2 separate regions of the Homo sapiens genome follow, and region 2 is linked to region 1. Evidence: chromatin loops called from intact Hi-C (ENCODE). Cell type or tissue: PC-3. All regions are shown on one strand. Each heading gives the region's core, and the rest is flanking DNA. Links, peaks and the distances in the headings are about the cores only. Region 1 overlaps LRCH2 (leucine rich repeats and calponin homology domain containing 2). Region 2 overlaps HTR2C (5-hydroxytryptamine receptor 2C).

Region 1 (12,107 bases), core at 1,191-9,190:
CCATCACAGCTCACTGCAGCTTTGACCTCCTGCACTCCAGTGATCCTCCCACCTCTCAGCCTCCCAAGTAACTGGGACCACAGGCATGTGTCATCCCACCCAGCCAACTTAAACATTTTTTTTTTTTTTTTTTTGTAGAGACAGGGTCTCACTATGTTGCCCAGGCTGGTTTTGAACTCTCGGTCTCAAGGAATCCTCCTTCCTTGGCCTCCCAACGTGTTGGGATTACAGGCATGAGCTACCATGCCTAGCTCACCTTCGTTTTTGAAAGATATTTTGGCTCATACACAATTCTAGTTTGACATTTTAGTTTTCTTCGAGTACCTTGAAGAGGTTTCTCCACCATCCTCTGGATTGTACTGTTTTCTATGAGAATATTCTTATCTTTGTTTTACTTTGCCTAATGTGTCCTTTTTTCCTCTGGGTGTCTGTAACATTTTTTATCACTCGTTTTAAGTAATTTGATGGTGATATATCTTGGTGTAGTTTTCTTCATGTTACTTTTGTTTGGAGTTCATTGAGCTTCTTGAATTTGTGGGTTTATTTTCATGAAATTTGAAATTTTGGGGCCCTTATTTCTTCAGATATGTTTTCTATCATTTGACCTCTTCTATTATGGAACTCCAATTAGGCCACTTGAAGTTTGCCATGGAACATTGATGTTCTATTCATTCTTTAATATTTTTCTGTCTGTGTTGGGTTTTGGCAAGTCCTTCTGCTTTGTCTTTGTGTTTGCTAGTCATTTCTTGTGAAATGTCTAATCTGCAGTTAATTCCATCCAGTTTGTTTTAATTTCAGATGTTGCACTTTTTATTTCTAGAAGTTTGATTATGTCTGTACTTAACATGTTCAGTCTTTTCCTTTAGCTTCTTGAACATTGCTTGGTTGAATTTTTGATTAAATGACAGACATTGTGTACTTTACATTCTTGAGTGTGGATATTGTATTATTATACATACTTTTGACTTTTGTTCTGGGATATGGTTAAATTACTTGGAAATAATTTGATATTTTGGGACTTGGTTTTATAATTTATTTATGTGGGACCAGTGCAGCATTTAGTCTAGGAATAAATTTGTCCCCTTAATGAGGCAAGACATTTCTCTACTGGATGTCCTGTGAATTATGAGGTTTTCCAGTTTAGCTGGTGGGAACTGGTACTACTCCTGGTCCTCTGAGAATCTGGGAATTATTCCCTCTAAGCTTTGAGGGTGATTTTATCCTTTTGCCTAGGGTATTTTCCTCACATACATGTTCAATGATCAGTACGCTCAGATGAAAATTTGAGGGATGCCTCTGTAGATCTCTTTCCTTTCTCTGTGCATTGCCCTTTTGTTTGTTACTGTGTGCTATGAACTCACTCTGCCCTTTTCTCCCTGGCTCCAGCTCTGTCTCCTGAATTCTGGGCCTGCTAGACTCTGCCTTAGTTTTTTTCTCCTGGGATGTGGACTGGAAACTCTTTCCATGCAGCAACTTGGCTCAGTTATGGGATTTACCTCCTTACTCATCTCTAAAGGATAATGTCATTTTTTGCCTAATATTCAATGTCATGGAAGGCATAATTTTAAATATTTTGCCCATTCTTTTAGTTTTTTCAGTCAGGATATAAATCTGGTCACTGTTAGCCTATCTTGGCCACTAGCAAAGTCTAGTTTTTACATTTTATGTGTTCAAATTTGTTAGTATTTAATTTTGATTGTTTGTCCCATAGGCTCTCTCTATTCCAATATTTAAAAAATTACTGCCTGTATTTTTCTGATACTTTGTGATTTCTTCTTTATATTTAAATCTTTTAATTTTTCATTTTGATATTTGGTATGAGGTAAGGAATCTAGTTTTCTTCCTCCCCCACCTTTTTCTCACTGTGTCTCCTCCCCCTTTTTTATTCTTTCTTTCAGTGTATATTTTACACGTGATCAATCAGGTGTCTCTCTACTACTTGTTATATAAGCCATTACTTTCACAATGATCTTAAATGTCATTTTTTTCAGAAGTTATTATACTCGTGGTCCTGTACTCCTCTTCCATTGAAAAATCTGTAGATTCTGGAGCTAGTAGAAAGGAGGGTTGAAAAGTCCTCTTTATTATATAACTTTTCTCTTCGTGATCATCCATTCTTCCAAATTAACTTTGGAACTCCTTTGTCAAATGTTTAAAACAAACCAAAAAATACTTCTTGAGTTAAAAAAATTATTATTACAGTTCATTTCAGTTATTAATTAAGTTGAAAGAGAAGTTATACCTGTAATACTTATCTATCCAAGAACCTTTTGGTTATTCAAGTCTCTTACTAGACATTTGTAGTTTTTTCATGTAGGTCTTGTAGAAGTATAGTTAAGTTTCTTCCTAGGTATTTTATACTTTTCTTTCCTTCTATGAATAGCATTTTTTTCTAATATATCTTTTAACTCATTATAGTTGATATGTAGGAAAGCTATTAACTTTTGTATGTTTTTCTTTAACTGGTAACCTTACCTCTTATAATAATAGATTTTTTGTCTTTTTCTCTTGGATAATCATGTGTTCTATAAATTTTAAAAATTGGATCTTTATATCCAATTTTTATTTTCTTTTTGTTATTGCACTATACAGAAATTCCACAATAGTGTTAAGTTATAGCAGCTTCAGTGGACATTTTGTTTATATATTTTTTCCACAGGAACTCCTTGTTCAAAATTGCCATCTAACAACAGCATGCATAGTCTGCCTTATCTCAACAACAAAAAATTAGATGAAAATAATTTCCTTCATAGCCCCTGTTTTGTTAGAATGAACAGGTTGCATCTCATAATCAGTAATTCAGTAGGCAAAAATAACTACTCGCTTGAGCTCTTTGGCATTTAGACAAAGGAAATTATTAGTTTTTTTTAGTCTTTGTTAATTATTTTAATATAATAAATATCCTGTCTGTCCTTTGACAATATATCTTTAGATATTTCACTTATTTTAGCTTCTGGGAATTCCTTAGAATAGACCTATGCATAGGGCCTACATAGAATAAACCCATTTTGATATTTCCTGTAGAGCAACAGGTTTTAGAAACTTAAATATATTTCTGTCAACTTTAAGTTTTATGTTGTTAGGCCAAAGTGTAGACATGGGTAAATTCTTTACAATGTTTTTAAAAAGATAACATCTAAGGTTCATAATATATATTTAAGGATTTATTCTAAATATTTTAACGTATTAAGGCATCTTCAATTTTTTAGTGTCTCAGCAGATGAAGTTAATTCACCATTATCACCCCTCACCTGGCAGGTAAGAAGAAATTAAATTACAATTATATCTATCATTTTGTTCTCTTTTATTTAGTTAAAATAAATTGTCTCATTATAGCCCTTAGAAAATCAGAAGGATCAAATAGATGAACAACCGTGGCCAGAATCTCACCCTATAATCTGGCAGAGTGAAGAAAGGAGGCGGAGCAAACAGATTAGAAAAGAATATTTCAAGGTACTCTATATTAAGTTTTTAAATTTACTTTGTAATTATTAGTTTTTATTTTGTCAGTTTTGTTTTGAGTTAATAAGGTAGACTGTAACTCTCTAGTTAAATGTAGTAAATGTGTTATTTTGATTTCTCACATATATGGGGTAATACAATCTAATTATATCCATAAGGTTTCAGTAATTGAGAATAATTGAGTAGATAAATATAAATTATGATTTACCAAATACTTTGCAAGATAGACGAATGTTTGCTGCACTGCTAGTTGTAGCAATATGTAGTATGTTTTAAAAGAATTGTCCAGGAAAAGTCTTTCATTGGATTTGTTTCAATAAATATTTGACACATATTTACAATTAGCATTTAACTGTTCCTATGTAAATAAGTGTTGTTTATATAGTTCTGAAAATGCTTGAGGGCAGATTTTTCCATTTTTTTCTTCTTGTTACCTTAGTAGATTGCTTGAGTGTCTTTTATCTTAGCTAAAAGAAAAGCTCAGATCATCCAAATTATCCCACATTTCTAGTTAGCAGGGTTTTAATGAAATTTTACTGTGTACACATTTGTAAATATTGTATTATTGTCTATTTGTGATTGGGGTCTGCTGTATTTGTAGAAGCCAATCATTAGAATTCAGAATAATATTCAATACTAGCCAGAATTCATTACTGGATTTGACTCAAATGAATAGTACAAACAAGCTTCTGCTCCATGAATAGCAAATTTTGTTGTCTTTGTACACGTTTTATGTTTCCCAAAGCCTAATTATTATTAGATGATAATAGTAATTTCATCTGAAACATAGTACTAGTCTACATTGTAGGTTCAAGTTTATATCACTAATAAATAGGATTATATTCTCTGTTTTTCTCTGGTAGAAATAGGTCTGTATGCACATTTGTTTGTTTCTATATATGGGTGTGTAACATACATTTGGAAATAGTATCATGACTAAAACAAAACTGTTATATGTCTTAGTGGATCTGTGGTAAATTTAAGCCTTCAACAAATAAATACTGAGTCCTTTTAATGAGTCTTACATTTCCTGGTCAATATAAGAGATAACAAAGAAACAGAAGACATGAGGAAAAAGGGAAGGACATTCTAAGTAGAACCCTGGTCAATAATAGTGAAAGTTTATTTATCCTAACCCTTTATACATCTGTAATTGTGTTTACATTCCAGCATTATTTTAAAGTTTCCCTTTTTAGTTCATTGGACCTTGAACAAAGCACTGAATAAAATTTGCTTGTAGATAAAACTTAGTGAATGACTGATGGTATGGGGGAAATTTTAGTAGTATTTCATATAATAAAAGAAATTTAATATTTATTTGCTCTCCTTTATTGTAGTATAACAATACAAATTCTTAGTATACTACCAATATCGTAGTATAACAAAACCAGTTCTCCTTTATCATAGTAACAATACCAATTCTGACTATTTGTCAAAAAACTTACATAGCACTTATTAAGTGCCAGGCACTGTCCTAAGACTTCACAAAGATCAACTCATTTAATCCTCATAACAACCTTATGAGGTAAGTACAATTATGACTATTTCTGTTTTACAGATGATGAAATTAAGGCACAGAGATGCAAAGTAGTATTCTTCAGTTCACTTAGTAATAAGTGGCAGAGTTGAGATTTGAACCCAAAGCCTATGCTAGGCTGCCTCTTTATCTACTGTGTATAGCTTAATATCATATCAGCAAACACTTTCAAACAAACACAGTTTTACTGGTTTTTAATTTTTTTTTTTAAGAGACAGAGTCTCTCTCTATTGCCCAGACTGCAGTGCAATAGCGTGATCATAGCACACAGCAGCCTCAAATGCCTGGGCTCAGGCCATCCTCTGGGCTCACGTGATCCTCTTGCTTCAGCCTCCCCAGTAGCTAGAACTACAGGTATGTCCCCCAGTGCCCTACAAATTTTAAAATTTTTTGTAGAGGTGAGATCTTATTATGTTGCCCAGGCTGGTCTCAAATTCCTGGCTTCAAGAGATCCTCCCATCTAGGCCCCCCCAAAGTGCTGAGATTACTGACATTTTTGGCCCACTTTTAGTGTTTAAAAAACGTTTTACAGTAACTTGAGTGGACTTCTCAAGATGTCTTAATAGAGGCCACATTTTAAAAATGTGCATTTTAAAAACTGAGCATTTTAAAAACATAATTCTTTGGTTTCATAGCATCATTTATTGGTATTTTATTTTTTATAAAATAAACATCTTCTATAATATTAGTTATGTTATAAAGTTATTAAAAGAGATCAAATGATATAATATTTGAAGTGCTCATTACATAATCATCATTCAACAAATGTTAATTTTTTTCCTTAATAAATTAGGTGCAAAGATAAGCTTCAGTCACTGGGAAATGTTTTAAGGAGATGTGTAGTTCTCCTAAATTGTCAGAAGATGTCAGTATTAGGACATAGTAAAATGAGTATGTCACTAGTTTTTTTTCCTAAGATGTCAAGAAAATATAAAACTGACATACAGTTTCCTAAATTAAATCAACACTATTATTCAGAATTGTCACTATTTTCATGACTAAAACATCAGCAGCTTCTAAGAGGAAATTTCTCTTAATCACCTATCTCCCGATAATTGAAAGTGCTATTGGTAGGTTGTATTATTAAAGCTAATCTGGATTTATAGTTCATTAAACAGTAAAATACACTACACTTGAGGTTTATATCAGATTATCACTGAGTTTGTTCAATGGTGGCTCTTTTAGGTTTTGCTATGTTACGAAATGTACAGAACTTTTGTGCAACTTTATCTTAATACGTATAAATGACTGAGGCACAGGATTTCTTTGTTTCTGTCCCATGGTAAATTATTTGTCATGGTTATTCAGTGTATTTATTGAATGTGTGTGTGTGTGTGTGTGTGTGTGTGTGTGTGTGTGTGTGTGTGTGTGTGTATGTATGTAAGAAATCCAACTGTATTTCTTCTTAGTTTTGAAGGCTAATTTTGGATAGTATTTTTTTCAGGTAAGTCCCTGAAACTAGGTAAAACTGTTTCAACATATTGGCTAGATTATGTGAGCAAGAACACAAATTGGGTCAGGTTAAGTTAGTAAGTAAATCATGGTAGGAAAGTTACATTGACTCTTTTAGATTCCCAGGCCGCTATCGTATAGATTATTATTCTAGTATATAAAATTTAGTGTTCTTATAGCCAAAATAAAATCACTGTATTTCAGGGAACTTCATGATGCCAGGAAGTATTTTATTAAACATCTTTTTTTATTTTAAATTTTTAATTTTTGGCGTTCATATTAGGTATATATATTTATGGGATACATGAGATATTTTGAAAGGCATACAATGTTCAATAATCACATTATGGGGAATGGGGTATCTATTCCTTCAAACATTTATCATTTGTGTTATGATCAAATTATACTCTTAGTTATTTTGAGATGTACAATTAAATTATTATTGACTATAGTCACCCCATTGCGCTATCAAATACTAGGTCTTATTTATTCTATTTTTTATGCCCATTATCCATCTTCACCTACCCTCTACTCCCCCACTACCCTTCTCTAGCCTCTGGTAACCATCCTTCTACTCTCTATCTTTATGAGTTCAATTGTTTTTACATCCTACAAATAAGTGAGAACATGTGGTGTTTGTCTTTCTGTGCCTGGCTTATTTCACTTACCATAATGACCTGCATTTCAATCCATGTTGCAAATGACAGACTCTCCTTCTTTATGGCTGAATAGTACTCCATTGTGTATGTGTACCACATTTTCTTTATCTGTTCTTCTATTGATGGACACTTAGGTTGCTTCCAAATCTTGGCTATTGTGAATAGTTTTGCAATAAATATGGAAGTGCAGATATCTCTTTGATATACTGATTTCCTTTCTTTGGGTTATATACCCAGCAGTAGGATTGCTGGATTGTATGGTAGCTGTATTTTTAGTTTTTTGAGGAGCCTCCAAACTGTTCTCCATATTGTTCGTACTAATTTACATTCCCACCAACAGTGTACGAGGGTTCCCTTTTCTCCACATCCTCACCAGTATGTTATTGCCTGTCTTTTGGATATAAGCCACTTTAACTGGGGTAAGATGATACATCATTGTAGTTTTGATTTGCATTTCTCTGATGATCAATGATGTTGAGCACCTTTTCGTATGCCAGTTTGCCATCTGTATGTCTTCTTTTCAGAAATGTCTATTCACATCTTTTACCCATGTTTTAATCTAACTATTAGATACTTTCCTAAAGAGTCGCTTGAGCTCCTTAAATTCTGGTTATTAATTCCTTGTCATATGGGTAGTTTGCAGATATTTCCTCCTATTCCGTGGGTTGTCTCTTCACTTTCTTGTTTCCTTTGCTGTGCAGAAGCTTTTTAACTTGATGTGATCCCATTTCTCCATGTTTGCTTTGGTTGCCTGCGCTTATGGGGTAGCTCAGGAAATTTTTGCCCAGACCTGTGTCCTGGAGATTTTCCCCCATGTTTTCTTATAGCAGTTTTATAGATTGAAGTCTTAGATTTAAGTCCTTAATCCATTTTGATTTGATTTTTGTGTACAACAAGAGATAGGGGCCTAGTTTCATTCTTCTGCATACGGATATCCAGTTTTCCCAGCCTCATTTACTGAAGAGACTGTCTTTTCCCCCGTGTATGTTCTTGGCAGCTTTGTTGAAATTGAGTTCACTGTAGGTGTGTGAAGTTGTTTCTGGGTTCTCTGTTCTGTTCCATTGGTCTGTGTGTCTGTTTTTATGCAAGTACCATGATGTTTTGGTTACCATAGGTCTGTAGTATAATTTGAAGTCATGTAATGTGATTCCTCCAGTTTTGTTCCTTATTCCCAGGATAGCTTTGGCCATTCTTGGTCTTTTGTGGTTTCATCTAAATCTTAGGCTTGATTTTTCTATTTCTGTGATGAATGCCATTGGTATTTTGATAGGGATTGCATTGAATCTATAGATTGCTCTGAGTAGTATGGACATTTTAACAATATTGTTTCTTCCAATCCATGAATGTGGAATATCTTTCCATATTTGTGTGTCCTCTTCAATTTCTTCCAGCAGTATTTTATAGTTTTCATTGTAGAGATCTTTTACTTCTTTGGTTAATTTCTAGGTGTTTAATTTTGTTTGTGAGTATTGTAAATGGGATTATTTTTAAAATTTCTTTTTTAGATTGTTCACTGTTGGCATATAGAAATCCTACTGACTTTTGTATGTTGATTTTGTATCCTGCAACTTTACAGAATTTATCAGTTCTATTTTTTTTTTTTTGGTGGAGTCTAGGTTTTTCCAAATACAAGATTATATCATCTGCAGACAAGGATAATTTGACTTCTTCTTTTCCAATTTGGATGCCCTTTATTTCTTTCTCTTGTCTGATTGCTCTAGGTGGGACTCCTAGTATTGTGTTGAATAACAGTGGTGACAATGTGCATCCCTGTCATCTTTTAGATCTTAGGGGAAAGGCTATGAGTTTTGGCTTTTATTATGTTGAGATATATTTCTTCTATACCCCAGTTTTTGAGAGTGTATTAGTCTATTTTTATGCTGCTGATAAAGACATACCTGAGACTGGTCAATTTACAAAAGAAAGAGGTTTATTGGACTGACAGTTCCACATGGCTGAGGAGGCCTCACAATCATGGTGGAAGGTGAAAGGCACGTCTTACATGGTGGCAGACAAGAGAAGAGAGCTTGTGCAGGGAAACTCCTGTTTTTCAAATCATCAGGTCTCATGAGACTTATTCACTATCATGAGAACAACACGGGAAAAACCTGCCCCCATGATTTAGTTACCTCCCACTGGTATCTCCCATGACACTTGTGAATCGTGTGAGTTACAATTCAAGATGAGGTTTTGGTGGGGACACAAGCAAACCATATCAGAGGGTTTTTATCATGAAGGAATGTTGGATTTTAGCAAATGCTTGTCCGGCATCAATTGGAATGGTCATATGATTTTTGTCCTTTATTCTGTTGTTATGATGTATCACAACAATTGATTTGCATATGTTGAACCATGCTTGCATCCCTGGAATAAATCCCACTTGGTCATGATGAATGACCTTTTAAATATATTGTTGAATTCGGTTTGCTAGTATTCTATTGAAGATTTTTGCATCCATATTTATCCGAGATTTTGGCCTGTAGTTTTCTATTTTGGATGTGTCTTTGTCTGGTTTTAGTATTAGGCTAATACTGGCCTTGTAGAATCAGTTTGCCAGTATTCCCTCCTCTTCAATTTTTTGAATACTTTGAGTAGGATTGGTATTAGGTTTTCTTTAAGTTTTTGGTAGAATTCAGCAGTGAAGCCCTCAGGTCCCAGGCATTTCTTTCCTGGGAGACTATTTATTACAGATTTGATCTCATTACTTGTTATTGGCCTGTTCACATTTTGGATTTCTTCATGATCCAATTTTGGTAGGTTTTATGTGTCTAGGAATTTGTCCATCTCCTCTAGAGTTTCCAATTTATCGGCACATAGTTGTTCATAGTAGCTAGTAGTGGCCCTTCGAATTTCTGTGGTATCAGTTGTAATGTCTCCTTTTTCATCTCTGATTTTATTTGGGTCTTCTCCCCTTTTTATCTTAATCTGACTAAAGGTTTGTCAATTTTGTTTATCTTCTCAGTAAACCATATTTTTGTTTCATTGATCTTTTTTATTTTTCTTCATTTCAAATTTATTTATTTCTGCTCTGATCTTTATTATTTCTTTTGTTTTTGTTTGTTTGTTTGTTTGTTTAAACCAGAGTCTCACTCTTTCTCCCAGGCTGAGGTGCAGTGGTGTCATGGCTCACTGCAGCCTTGACCTCCCAGGGTCAAGCCATCCTTTCACCTTTCAGCCTTCCAAGTAGCTGGGACTACAGGCACCACCACACCCAGCTAATTTTTGTATTTTTTGTAGAGATGGGGTTTTGCCATGTTGCCCAGGCTGGTCTTGAGCTCCTTGGCTCAAGCGATCTGCCCACCTCACGCTCCCAAAGTGTTGGGATTACAGGTGTGAGCCATGACACCTGGGCTGTTTCTTTTCTTATACTAACTTTGGATTTGGTTTGCTCTTCCTTTTCTGGTTCTTTAAGATGAATCATTATGTTATTTGTTTGAGGTTTTTCTTCTCTTTTGATGTAAGCACTTATAGCTGGAAATTTTCCTGTTAATACTGTTTTTGCTGTATCCCATAGGTTTTGCTATGTTGTATTTGTATTATCATTTGTTTCAAGAAATTTTTCGATTTCCTTCTTAATTTCTTCATTGACCCACTGGTCATTCAGGAGCATATTGTTTAATTTCCATTTGTTTGTATAGTTTTAAAAATTCTTCTTCTTATTGATTTCTGGTTTTATTTCATTGTGGTCAGAGAAGTTGCTTCATGTTATCTCAGCAACTTCTTTGTTGTTTGACTGTTTTAAGACTTATTTTGTGACCTAACATATGGTCTATCCTTGAGAATGATCCATGTGCTGAGGAGAAGAACATATATTCTGTAGCCACTGGATGAAATGTTCAGTAAATATCTGTTGGGTCCATTTGGTCTATAGTGCAGATTAAGTCCAATTGTTCTTTGATGATTTTCTGTCTGGGAGATCTGTCCAGTGCTGAAAGTGGGGTGTTGAAGTCTCCAGCTATTACTGTATTGAGATCTATCTCTCTTGAGCTCCAATAATATTTGCTTTATATATCTGAGTGCCCCAGTATTGGGTGCATATATACTTACAAATCACTATATCCTCTGACTAAGTTTACCCCTTTTTCATTATATAATGACCTTCTTTGTCTCTTGTTCATTTTTATCTTGAAATCCATTTTGTCTGATATAAGTATAGCTACACCTGCTCTTTTTTGGTTTCCATTGGCATGGAATATCTTTCTTCATCCCTTTATTCTCAGTCTATGTGTATCTTCGTAAGTGAACTGTGTTTCTTTTTTTTTCTTTTTTCTTTTTCTTTCTTTCTTTTTTTTTTTTTTGGTGGAGTCTTCCTCTGTCACCCAGGCTGGAGTGAAATGGCATGATCTCGGCTCACTGCAGCCTCTGTCTCTTGGGTTCAAGCAATTTTCCTGCCTCAGCCTCCTGAGTAGCTGGGACTACAGGCATGTACCACCATGCCCAGCTAATTTTTTATTTTTTGTATTTTTAGTAGAGATGGGGTTTCACCATGTTGGCCAGGCTGGTCTTGAACTCCTGACCTCAAGTGATCCACCCCCCTCGGCCTCACCCCAACATTGCTAAGCTAAAGGGAAAGGTCAAGCTGGGAACTGCTTAGGGGAAACCTGCCTCCAATTCTATTCAAAGTCACCACTCTGCTCACTGAGATAAATGCATATCTGATTGCCTCCTTTGGAGAGGCTAATCAGAAACTTAAGAGAATGCAGCCATTTGTCTCTTACCTACCTATGACCTGGAAGTCCCCTGGCCGCTTCCAGTTTTCCTGCCTTTCTGGACTGAAATATTGTTTGTCTTACATATGTTGATTGATGTCTTGTGTCTCCCTAAAATGTTTAAAACCAAAGCTGTGCTCTGACCACCTTGGGCACAGGTCATCAGGACTGCCTGAGGCTGTGACACAGGCACTATCCTCAACCTTGGCAAAATAAGCTTTCTTTTTTTTTTTTTGAGACAGAGTCTTGCTCTGTCACCCAGTGGCGTGATCTCGGCTCACTGCAAGC
Region 2 (12,107 bases), core at 2,025-10,024, 540 kb after region 1:
AGTAATTTGGTAACCTAGAGTAAAGAACTTTGCAATAGATAACTCAGTTCTGTATCAGAGAACTCATATTGAAAACAGATTCTGTTAATTGAACTTGCATTTATTTATAGTAACACAAGACCACATAATTGAAAGATAAAAATTCCTAAATTGTTAATATAAGTGTCAAGAGAGTGACGATTATAAATCATGTTTTGACAATGTAGAACCAATGTATGCATACTATTTCCTCATTACATTAACCTTTTCTGTGAATAACTTGAAATGTTGATGCGGTTTTACAGAAAAAAATAATGTTTACCTTTGATACTTACTGATATCACAAACCTTATACAACTCAGGAGGAGCACAGTTGTCCAACTGATTATTTTCACAGGAGACATTGAATACATTACCTAAATTGTTACTTTGACTGTGATATAAATATATACATACATCTATAGCACAGTAGAATAGGTAGCATAAGTAAGGCTTTACGGAAGGTATTACTAAGTTCAAATGATAGTGGAGACAAATTTCTTTTTAAGATTTATTGAATTATATAGCTTAAAATGCTGGGCGCGGTGGCTTATGCCTGTAATTCCAACAATTTGGGAGGCCGAGGCTGTTGGATCACTTGAGGTCAGGAGATCAAGACCAGCCTGACCAACATGGTGAAACCCTGTCTCTACTAAAAATACAAAAATTAGGTGGGTGTGGTGGTGGGCACCTGTAATCCCAGCTACCCAAGAGGCTGAGGCAGGAGAATTGCTTGAACCCGGCAGGCAGAGGTTGCAGTGAGTCAAGATCATGCCACTGCACTCCAGCCTGGGCAACAGAGCGAGACTTCATCTCAAAAATGAATAAATAAATAAAAATAAAAATAAAATAGCCATAGAAATCACCAAGGACCCAGAGATTAAAAAAAAAACAACCCAAAGAATATCAGGCTGTAGATGTATACACATTACAATAAAACTCTTGGTACTCTTCTATTTACAGTAAGAATTAATATATTTAACAACACCAACATTATTTACCATAAATAATCAAGCTCCAACCTTCTATAATAAATATATTGTACATATCTTTTTCATGTCACTGATATACCCTGACAAAGGCAGCCTTACAGAGAAGTGAAGTAGGCAAAGGCCTTACATACCTACATGATGAGATTTGAGGCATATTTTCCCCTTCAGCTCATCAAGGGATTCAGTTATAGGAACCACATGTTAAACCATGCCTCCCTCTAGATGGGGTAGGACTTGTAAGATATTGCCACATTATGATGAATTTGTATATCAAATCTTCTCTAATTAATACCTAGATAAGAGCAAAGTGTCAACAGGTGTGTGTACAAAGAGGGGTGCACAGGCCTGGGAGAGAAGCAAGGAGTACTCACTATGGAGTTGTGAATATTTGGCACATAGAGGTCGAAAAACAACATGGTAAGGACAGAATAGCATTGAAAGGAAGACAGTAAAGATGAAATTGGCGAACTTCACATTCTAGTAAGGCTGACCTTGGTCTTTACTACCAGGCGAGGCTTACCATGCCAATGATATATGTGAGATAGTCTTGTGTGAACATTGTTTGAAGCCTGAGAGTAGAAACTTACCTGCATGTCCAGGTTAACCTATTTCACCAACGCATTGAAAACATCTGCAAGCAAACTTGAATCTTCACAAACAGAATGAGTGATTTCCTGTGTGCTTTCAGGACTGCTGTGGGGGTTCTTCAAAATTTTACATTTTATACTTTTTGAACGTCCCTTATGAAATTTTTTTTTATTTTTTCCCCTCTGGAAAGCTGTTGATAGCATCAAGAACTCTTTTCAATATGTATTAAAGAAAGTTACCTTTGCCATCATCTTAAATGGTGAGTAGTTGAATAAAACAGAACAATTGGCTATTCTGAAAAAGGGTACATTTTAATGCAGCCATTTTGATGCAACTGTCTTGATGTCAAATCACTGTTTTCTTATTTCTTTTATTTTTGATCATTATTAACATGTGCAGCAGACATTCCCAACCTTATTCCATCCCTATCCTCTTTCGAATTTTGATAGACTTCGACTTTTCACTTCTTTAATCTAATGCGTATATATTAATGTTATACTAAAAATTTCTGTTAAAATTTTACTGTCAAAAATGATTTAGTCTATACCATCGTATCAGTTCTTCCTCCAAAACTATCATTCTAAAAACATTTTGTGGTATTAAATATTTGTATGATTATGAGAACAATCAGAAATTTAATTGAGAATTCCCCATGCAGTCTGGAGTCGAAAATAAGGAATCCAATTTAAATTCACCTTGTTTAACTTGTAATATATTTACCCAATCAAATAATCATGCTCTAGACATCTATAGAATGTAGAGTGTTCCATTATCTGGATCTGCGTTTTTCAGCATTTATAAATGATACTCCCTTTTGAGAAACAAAATTCTCCTCTCCCTGCCTCTCCTGCTGAGATTTTTAAGTGCATCCATTGAGAGTATTTTGAAGAGCTAGCTATGTTTTCTAAAATTTATCATAGAAAACAACAGCTAGATTTCCTACACCCCAATCATGGATATAAGAGTTTGTTACTGAAAGCAGGCTGGGCTAGGTGGTTCACGCCTGTAATCCCAGCACTTTGGGAGGTCGAGGTGGGCGGATCACCTGAGGTCAGGAGTTCGAGACCAGCTTGGCCAACATGGTGAAACCCTGTCTCTACTAAAAATACAAAAATTAGCCTGGTGTGGTGGCATGCACCTGTAATCCTAGCTACCCAGAGGCTGAGGCAGGAGAATCACTTGACCCCAGGAGGCGGAGGTTGCAGTGAGCCAAGATTGCACCACTGCACTCCAGCCTGGGCAACAGAATGAGACTCCATCTCAAGAAAACAAAACAAAACAAAAAAACAAAAAAAAAACAAGAGTTTGTCATTGAAGAAGAAAATTGAACTTCGCTAACCTAATTGTCCCAATTTATACTATCATACTTTATACTTATTTACTATAAATCTGCGGTGGTGGTTAACAGTTCGGTAAGGGGTCTGCATCACACATTACTTAGTAATAAAATAAGCCGAGTTTTTTTTTTTCAGGTTGCATTAAAATGCTGTTTACCAATTACATAATATTCTTTTTCAAACATGTTAGGCCCTTAATGGCATATGTTTTACTAGTTCAGGGGTAGGTCTACACTAGCAAAATAATAGGAATCACCTTGATATAATAGTTGAATATTATTTCAAAATAAGAGTCTTGAGGCACGCTTATGTGTATACTTACAGTTGTTTTTGAAGGATGGCGTCAGTTGGCCTATGTTATAGATGCTCGCGGGTGTTAGCTGATAACCCTAAAAGCAAACATTGAGAAAAATGCAGTAAGAACTCCATAAGTAAGGTGCCACACAGAGTAGGTATACCATTCACATATAATGAATGGCTGAAAAGTAGTAAGGCTGATACCTATAAGCTTCAGAAGAAAGAAGTCTCATTTATATAAAATGAATTTAAAACAGCAAAATATTAGTACAGCAGGTATGTAAGAGGCGTTTGAACCAGAGCAACTCCATCGTGAATAGAGGCTGGGTAAAATGAGGCTGAGACCTATTGGGCTGCATTCCCAGACAGTTGAGGCATTCTAAGTCACAGGATGAGATAGGAGGTCAGCACAAGATACAGATCATGAAGACCTTGTTAATAAAACAGGTTGCAGTACAGAACCCAGCTAAAACCCACCAAAACCAAGATGGCCATGAGAGTGACCTCTGGTCGTCCTCACTGCTACACTCTCACCAGCGCCATGACAGTTTACAAATGCCATGGCAACATCAGGAAGTAACCTTACATGGTCTAAAAAGGGGAAGCATGAATAATCCACCCCTTGTTTTACATATCATCAGTAAATAACCATAAAAATGGGCAACCAGGGCAGGGCGCAGTGGCTCATGCCTGTAATCCCAGCACTTTGGGAGGCCGAGGTGGGCGGATCACTTGAGGTCAGGGGTTCAAGACGAGCCTGGCCAACATGATCAAACCCCGTCTCTACTAAAAAATACAAAAATTAGCCTGGCATGATGGTGGGCACCTGTAATTCCAGCTGCTCAGGAGGCTGAGGCAGGGAGAATTGCTTGAACCCGGGAGGCGGAAGTTGCAGTGAGCCGAGATCGGCCGCTGCACTCCAGCCTGGGTGACAGAGCAAGACTCTGTCTCAAAAAAAAAATAAAATAAAATAAAATAAAATAAAAAACAATCAGCAGCCCTCAGGGCTGCTCTATGAAGTAGCCATTCTTTTATTCCTTTACTTTCCTGATAACCTTGCTTTCACTTTACAGACTTGCCCTGAATTATTTCTTGTGCAAGATCCAAGAACCCTCTCTTGGGGTCTGGATCCGGACCCCATTCCTATAGCAGGTAAGTCAGTGTTCGTCCTTCTGCTAAAGAGGAAATTAAATATTAGTTAAGAATTCTAAATGAATCAGCAAAATTCTAAGTCAAATGTCAAGTTGAAACATTTCACATAGAACAATTACAGAGCAAGAGTAAATAGTATTTCATCCACAGATACTAAAACAATATTAGACGCTGGAAGAGGAAACAACATTTGAAAATCACCATTTCTGTATCAATTATTGTAAGAGCATCAGTTGCCAATATTTATTCTGGAATGCAAAAACAAGACTGAAATAAATATTAGCCAGCTATATTTTTGCAGTAGGACAAATAAATTTGGTGCAAGGACATTAATATTTGACATGTTTTAAACATCAAAAATTTCCCCAAACACATAAAGCATGATCAAAAAAAGTTTTAAATGCAGGGATTATTTTTAAAAATATAAAGCTAACTCTTGCACTCAGCCTAGTAAGTAAAATTGAGTGATGTAAAGATCATCAAAGTTATGAGAAATACATAGGAAATGTTAATTATTATATTGAGGACAAGATCTTTTGTTAGCTCATAAATTTATCAACATAAATTAACATATTTGAAGTATAATATAAAATATTCAATAAATGTTATAGCCGCATTTAAATAATTTAATGTGACTACCCCTTACATCATGCAAGATACAATGTACTACACCAACAAATTATATTTTTCATTCCTTATGAAAGTAAAAAATAGTTCTAACTTCAAATGAGTGAAAAATAACTTGGATTAAAACTTTGGGCCAGGCACGGTGGCTCACACCTGTAATCCCAGCACTTTGGGAGGCCAAGGCAGGAGGATCACGAGGTCAGGAGATCGAGACCATCCTGGCTAACACGGTGAAACCCAGTCTCTACTAAAAATACAAAAAAATAGCCGGGCGTGGTGGCGGGCGCCTATAGTCTCAGCTACTCGGGAGGCTGAGGCAGGAGAATGACGTGAACCCGGGAGGCGGAGTTTGCAGTGAGCCGAGATCGCGCCACTGCACTCCAGCCTGGGCGACAGAGCGAGACTCCGTCTCAAAAAAAGAAAAAAACTAAAAAAAACCACAACTTTGCTGTTTTAATCTACACTTCAGAAAATACATTTAGTATTTATAAATTTGAACCAACATTTTTTGTCTCTTTTACAGCACAGATTTATTGAAATGACTATGCAAGAACACATGATCACATTAACCTTCAATTTTCATGAAAAAGTAGGAGACTTATAGTAAATAAAAATAATTTCCTGGGAAAAAGGAAGATAAAATGATTCTACGTAATACGTACAAAATTAATAGCAATCTTGGAGCAATGATGAGACTCCATGCTTGGTGAAGAAGCTGGTGGCCAAGTTATTATTCTATACAACAAGAATTATACATCGCATCGCAGAAACGCATGAGATCATCTCAATACACATTAATGACCTGTTATGCCCGTCGAAGCTCCCACTTAACTTCACCTAACTGTTCAAGTACCCTGGGAGGGAATGAAAATGTTGTGGACCAAGAACTGCTAAGAACAGAATTACAGCCCCCTAGTGGCGAATTGTGACTATTGCAGACAGAACAATGTGTGCTATGATTGTAATTATGCCATTTATTCACGAAGAATTTATTTTTGCGTTTTTTTTCCCCCTTAGGGGAAGATTGAGATATTTAACACTAAAACATTACTGCTCCGTCATTAAAAATTATCCAATCAGATATTCTTTAAAAAAATTTCTCCAAGACCTATCAACTGAGAGTGTTTTCTGAGGTCTCTAACGTTTTAGTGTCGATTTCTAAAATTTTAATTAATTTTGCAAAAATATGAAGTACTTTGAGTGAAGTCAAATTTTTTTCTCTTGAGGCTCACTTGCTTCTTCCCTTCCTCCTGATCACGACATTCTTTATATTAACATTTTGCATCTATCATACACTCTCCTTTCCAATTTTTTTCCTCTCAGCTAATTATACATAAATTTGAGATACATTTTATGATTAACGCTCTGTCATTTCAAGTTTCTCTCCATCCTACCAAAGTATTATTTTTTAAATTTCCACAGTGACTGATTTTTTTCCCTTTGTAGGCGAGTGACTCTAGATAGAAAACATAGATGTGCCTGACCATAACCTTGCCGTACATATTAATCCAAACACCATGCCATTCCATTCTACAAAAATTGTGCACAGAATATTTTTAAATTTCGCATGTGCAATTCTATTACCTCTGACACTATTTATAACTGATTTATGAGGTGACATTAAGTGTGATTTTGTGATTATTCAAGACAGACTTTAACCTACTTTTCCTACAAAAATTATTGCTATTTTGTTTTCAGCCCACCCTGAGAAAAGATAATATAAAATAGTAGCTTCAATTCAAAATGATGCTTTAAAAGTCATAAGAACCCTGTGAAGATTTAATAGATAAGGTTGCTGCCTTATTTCTCCTTCAGTTGAAATAATATGGAAAAAGTAGGCATTTAAAGTGGAATGTCTATCAAAGAAATGCCCACATTACCGTGCATTAAAATGCCAGTAGTCAGTCCTGAGCAGGATGAGGAAATGCAGTCATTACAAAGAGCTTAATGCACTCTTTTCGATATTCATGGATATTCATGCTCATTTAAAAAGAAGGAGGTTGTCTTCCATTCAGTATTAAAGCAGGACCACAGAGGGACTGAATGGTACCCTTTACTGCCTACTTTGACTTTTTAAGGAATCCACCTTAATGAGTATAATTTACATATACTAATATGTGCATATTTTAAATGTAGAGTTTGACCACTTTTGATGAATGTTTACACCCGTGTAATTGCCACTGTGATGAAAACATAAAACAATTCCATCCTCCTGCTTCTTTGTAGTCACCACCTTCCAAGCTCCAGGCAACTACTTTTTGACTTCTATCACTGTAGATTATTTTTGCCAGTTCTGGAAGTTTATGTAAATGGAACCATACAGTATGCTCTGCTCGTTTTCTATATCTTCCACCCTTTCTTTGTTCAAAACGATATTTTCATCTTTCACTGAGTCTTATTTATAGACTATTTAAAGCATACATACATATCCCCTTGCCTCATCCTCTTTATTTATTTAAATTTTCTTAACTTTCCCTTCAAGTTATCATGTATTATTTAAAACTTCAATCTTTGTCTAACACGATACTGTCCTTTAAACTCACTGTGTCATGTCAAATAGAGTAATGGAGTGGATGCTTGGAACAATGGTCAGAAGTCCAACCGAACGTGGTCAACCAAAAGAGTAATTACAACAGAAAAAAACCATAGGAGAAATCTTTTAAATACAAAATGGTGCATCGCCCATCACTTCACATTTAGCACAATGCAGATAACGAAAACGATTATATTCTAGTGTGTAAAGAGCATATATATTTCAGAAAAATATTAAAATATGTATTTGAGGATGTAATTAATAGGATCTATTTTCTTATTTTATTAGGTATTATGAAATGTATTGTTTAATGGGAAGTATATTAAATAATACATATCAGATTTATTGTTTTAATGGGAAGCATATTAAATACTAATAAAAAAATCAGATTTTATGTAGAAAGCCCCAGTTTCTATATTCCGATTTTATTTACTGTTTTTTTATTAGTGATGTTAGTGGCCAAAATACATACCAACCAAAGTTCCTACTAATGTGTTATGCCACACCACTGTTGCAAGAGAAGTATTCAGAGCTAATTAGAATGACAGGCAATTTTATTTCATAAAAATCCTCTGAATAAGTGTAATTTTAAAGACGTGTCTTGCATATTAGAGATTTAGAAAAGAAACAGATGGCACACTTCAATCAATTGCTTCTTATGACATTCAACTGCAAATACCACGTACACAAAAGTTTTTTTGAGGTAAATGCCTCTTCTCTGGAAAGGATAGTTTTGTTTGACAAATCTTGATTGGACAGAATGGAAAAAAAATGAAAGAAATGGACTAGAAATTTAACCTTCCTGAGTTTGAAACTTAGTTTTTCTGAATCAATTTATTGTTAAGAGGAGTACTTGGAGGATGACTTCCTTTTTATTTATTTTGCCATACTAAAATAAAATTGAATAGCAAAAGTAAGGATGACAGAAGCTCAGAGACAAAATTTTATTACTTTCATTTCAGAAGTGTGAAAAAATTAAGAACTTAGCCAAATAAATCAAGACCCTATTGCCTAAATCTAACAACAAATTTTATTTTGTTTGCCAACCCTTCTTAATCTCAAACAACTTCTCTGACATTCCCAGCAAGTACATCCCTTAAAAGTTTGCAGGTTCTCAGAATAAGCAAATCTACAGAGATAAAAAGGATTACTGGTTGCCTAGTGCTGGGGGTTGAAGAAGTATGTGGAGTGATTGTAAATGGGTATAGGATTACTTTGGGGGGTGATGGAAATATTCTAAATTGTGATGATGATTATACAACTCTGAGTATACTAAAAACCACTGAATTCTACACATTAAAATAGGCAAATTGGATAGTATGTGAATTACAGGTCAATAAAACTGTTAAAAGTGATTCGGAGTTAAAGCCATTACTTCGAAGGAAAAAGCAGATCTTAAAAATATAGATTTTTAAATGTGAGAACACAGGATCAAATTAAACCTCAATTTTAATGAAACAGTAGGGGAGTTATGAAAAAGTCCCCTTTGCAAGAGGGACTGACTGTATTGTTATAAAATCCATTGGGGGAATACATTACTTTTACATAATAAAAGTGTAAACATTTTATACATGTAAGATTCATGAAAGGCTAGATTTTGTTTTTTTTGAGGTGGAGTTTCTTTCTGTTGCCCAGGTTGGAGTGCAGTGGTATCATCTTGGCTCATTGCAGCCTCCACCTCCCGGTTCCAGCAATTCTCCTGCCTCAGCCTCCTGAGTAGCTGGGATTACAGGCACGCACCACCATGCCCAGCTAATTTATTTTTAGTAGAAATGGGGTTTCACCAAGTTGGCCAGGCTGGTCTTGAACTCCTGATCTCAGGTGATCCACCCACCTTGGCCTCCCAAAGGGCTGGGATTATAGATGTGAGCCACTGCACCTGGCCTCAGATTTTAATTTAAAAATAATCCTAAAACCTGATGCTCTGCATGTGTATGAAAAATGTATTAACATTTTATAGTGATATGGAAGGGTGGAGCAGGACATCAAAAAAAATTAAAGATATGACAAATGTGCCAAACAACTGAAGCACTATGAAATATTAAAAAATTGAATAAGATACATTCAAAGATCAATTTTTATCTTGACCCTTTCTCACATCAGCAAATAATCAATGCTTGTGTATAATCAGAATGATGCATACTCTTCCATTGAGGATGACTCTTTTTCATCATTGATCTTAACGTTGTACCATAGGTCCTAGTGACTTCTTTGGTGAGGAAAATGTCAAGTCTTTAAGTATCCAATAAATGGCCAAGAAGAAGAAACTCCACACCTTCTTTATCATGGTCAAACATTGTGTTTGATATTTCATTTTAACTTCTCTACTCACAGTTGATATTAATTAAAAGTTGTCAGGCCTCTGAGCCCAAGCCAAGCCATTGCATCCCCTGTGACTTGCACGTATATGCCCAGATGGCCTGAAGTAACTGAAGAATCACAAAAGAAGTGAATATGCCCTGCCCCACCTTAACTGATGACATTCCACCACAAAAGAAGTGTAAATGGCCGGTCCTTGCCTTAAGTGATAACATTACCTTGTGAAAGTCCTTTTCCTGGATCATCCTGGCTCAAAAGCACCCCCACTGAGCACCTTGCGACCCCCACTCCTGCCCGCCAGAGAACAAACCCCCTTTGACTGTAATTTTCCTTTACCTACCCAAATCCTATAAAACGGCCCCACCCTCATCTCCCTTCACTGACTCTCTTTTCGGACTCAGCCCACTTGCACCCAGGTGAAATAACAGCCATGTTGCTCACACGAAGCCTGTTTAGTGGTCTCTTCACACGGACACACATGAAATTTGGTGCTGTGACTTGGATCGGGGTACCTCCCTTGGGAGATCAATCCCCTGTCCTCCTGCTCTTTGCTCCGTGAGAAAGATCCACCTATGACCTCATGTCCTCAGACCGACCAGCCCAAGGAACATCTCACCAATTTTAAATCAGGTAAACGGCCTCTTCTTACTCTCTTCTCCAACCTCTCTCACTGTCCATCAACCACTTTCTCCTTTCCACTCTTCAATCTCTCCCTTCTCTTAATTTCAATTCCTTTCATTTTCTGGGAGAGACAAAGGAGACATGTTTTATCCGTGGACCCAAAACTCCGGCGCCGGTCACGGACTGGGAAGGCAGCCTTCCCTTGGTGTTTAATCGTTGCAGGGACGCCTCTCTGATTATACACCCACGTTTCAAGGGTGTCAGACCACGCAGGGACGCCTGCCTTGATCCTTCACCTTAAGCGGCAAGTCCCGCTTTTCTGGGGAAGGGGCAAGTAGCTCAACCCCTTCTCTCCTTGTCTCTACCCCTTCTCTGCTTTTCTGGGAGAGGGGCAAGTACCCCTCAAGCCCTTCTCCTTCACCCTTAGCGGCAAGTCCCGCTTTTCTGGGAGAGGGTTAAGTACCCCAACCCCTTCTCCTTCACCCTTAGTGGCAAGTCCCGCTTTTCTATGGGGCAAGAACCCCCAATCCCTTACTTCCATGCCCCAACCTCTTATCTCTGCACCCCAATCCCTTATTTCTGTGCCCCAACCTCTTATCTCTGTGCCCCAATCCCTTATTTCTGCACCCTGACCTCTTATCACTGTGCCCCAATCCCTTATTTCTGCACCCCAACCTCGTATCTCTGTGCCCCAGTCCCTTATTTCCGTGCCCCAACCTCTTATTTCTCTGCGCCCCAATCCCTTATTTCTGCCCCCCAACCTCTTATCTCTGTGCCCCAACCCCTTTTCCCACTTTTCTGGAAGGTAAGAACCCCTGAACCCCTTTCCTCCATTTCTCTACTCTCTTTTCTCTAGGCTTGCTTCCTTCACTATGGGCAACCTTCCACCCTCCATTCCTCCTTCTACTCCCTTGGCCTGTGTTCTCAAAAACTTAAAACCTCTTCAACTCACACCTGACCTAAAACCTAAATGCCTTATTTTCTTCTGCAATGCCGCTTCACCCCAATACCAACTCGACAGTAGTTCCAAATAGCCAGAAAATGGCACTTTGAATTTTTCCATCCTGCAAAATCTAAATAATTCTTGTCATAAAATAGGCAAATGGTCTGAGGTGCCTGACGTCCAGGCATTCTTTTACACGTCAGTCCCTTCCTAGTCTCTGTGCCCAGTGCAACTCGTCCCAAATCTTCCTTCTTTCCCTCCCGCCTGTCCCCTCAGTACCAACCCCAAGCATTGCTGAGTCTGTCTAATCTTCCTTTTCTACAGACCCATCTGACCTCTCCCTTCCTCCCCAGGCTGCTCCTCGCCATGCCGAGCTAGGTCCCAATTCTTCCTCAGCCTCTGCTCCTCCACCCTATAATCTTTTTATCACCTCCCCTCCTCACACCTGGTCCGGCTTACAGTTTCGTTCCATGACTAGCCCTCCCCCTCCTGCCCAGCAATTTACTCTTAAAAAGGTGGCTGGAGCTAAAGGCATAGTCAAGGTTAATGCTCCTTTTTCTTTATCCCAAATCAGATAGCGTTTAGGCTCTTTTTCATCAAATATAAAAATCCAGCCCAGTTCATGACTTGTTTGGCAGCAACCCTGAGACGCTTTACAGCCCTAGACCCTAAAAGGTCAA

What was found. A loop is a pair of places that touch in the nucleus more often than their neighbours do. Peaks named below come from ENCODE experiments on the same cell type or tissue, not always from the same donor. Only the 100,000 strongest peaks of a DNase experiment are listed, where the experiment ranks them.
Region 2: a loop joins it to region 1, with 23 times the contacts of the local background. A loop is called at or near these places in 38 of 110 quality-filtered maps.

What each region holds. Positions count from the first base shown.
Region 1 is chrX:115,141,173-115,153,279 of GRCh38, reverse strand. It overlaps LRCH2 (leucine rich repeats and calponin homology domain containing 2), which reads left to right. Exons shown (of 21, transcript NM_020871.4): 13 at 3,210-3,258; 14 at 3,337-3,453. Among named protein-coding and RNA genes, the nearest start is that of SNORA35B, 21 kb to the right of the region's middle. In PC-3, for the core only: a CTCF peak has its summit at 5,875 (motif pointing right); no DNase peak of the experiment used is centred there.
Region 2 is chrX:114,605,032-114,617,138 of GRCh38, reverse strand. HTR2C (5-hydroxytryptamine receptor 2C) reads right to left here. Exons shown (of 6, transcript NM_000868.4): 2 at 3,258-3,324. Among named protein-coding and RNA genes, the nearest start is that of SNORA35, 20 kb to the left of the region's middle. RefSeq lists an enhancer at 9,491-10,376. In PC-3, for the core only: CTCF peaks have their summits at 5,709 and 5,909 (motif pointing left); a DNase peak (open chromatin) is centred at 5,898.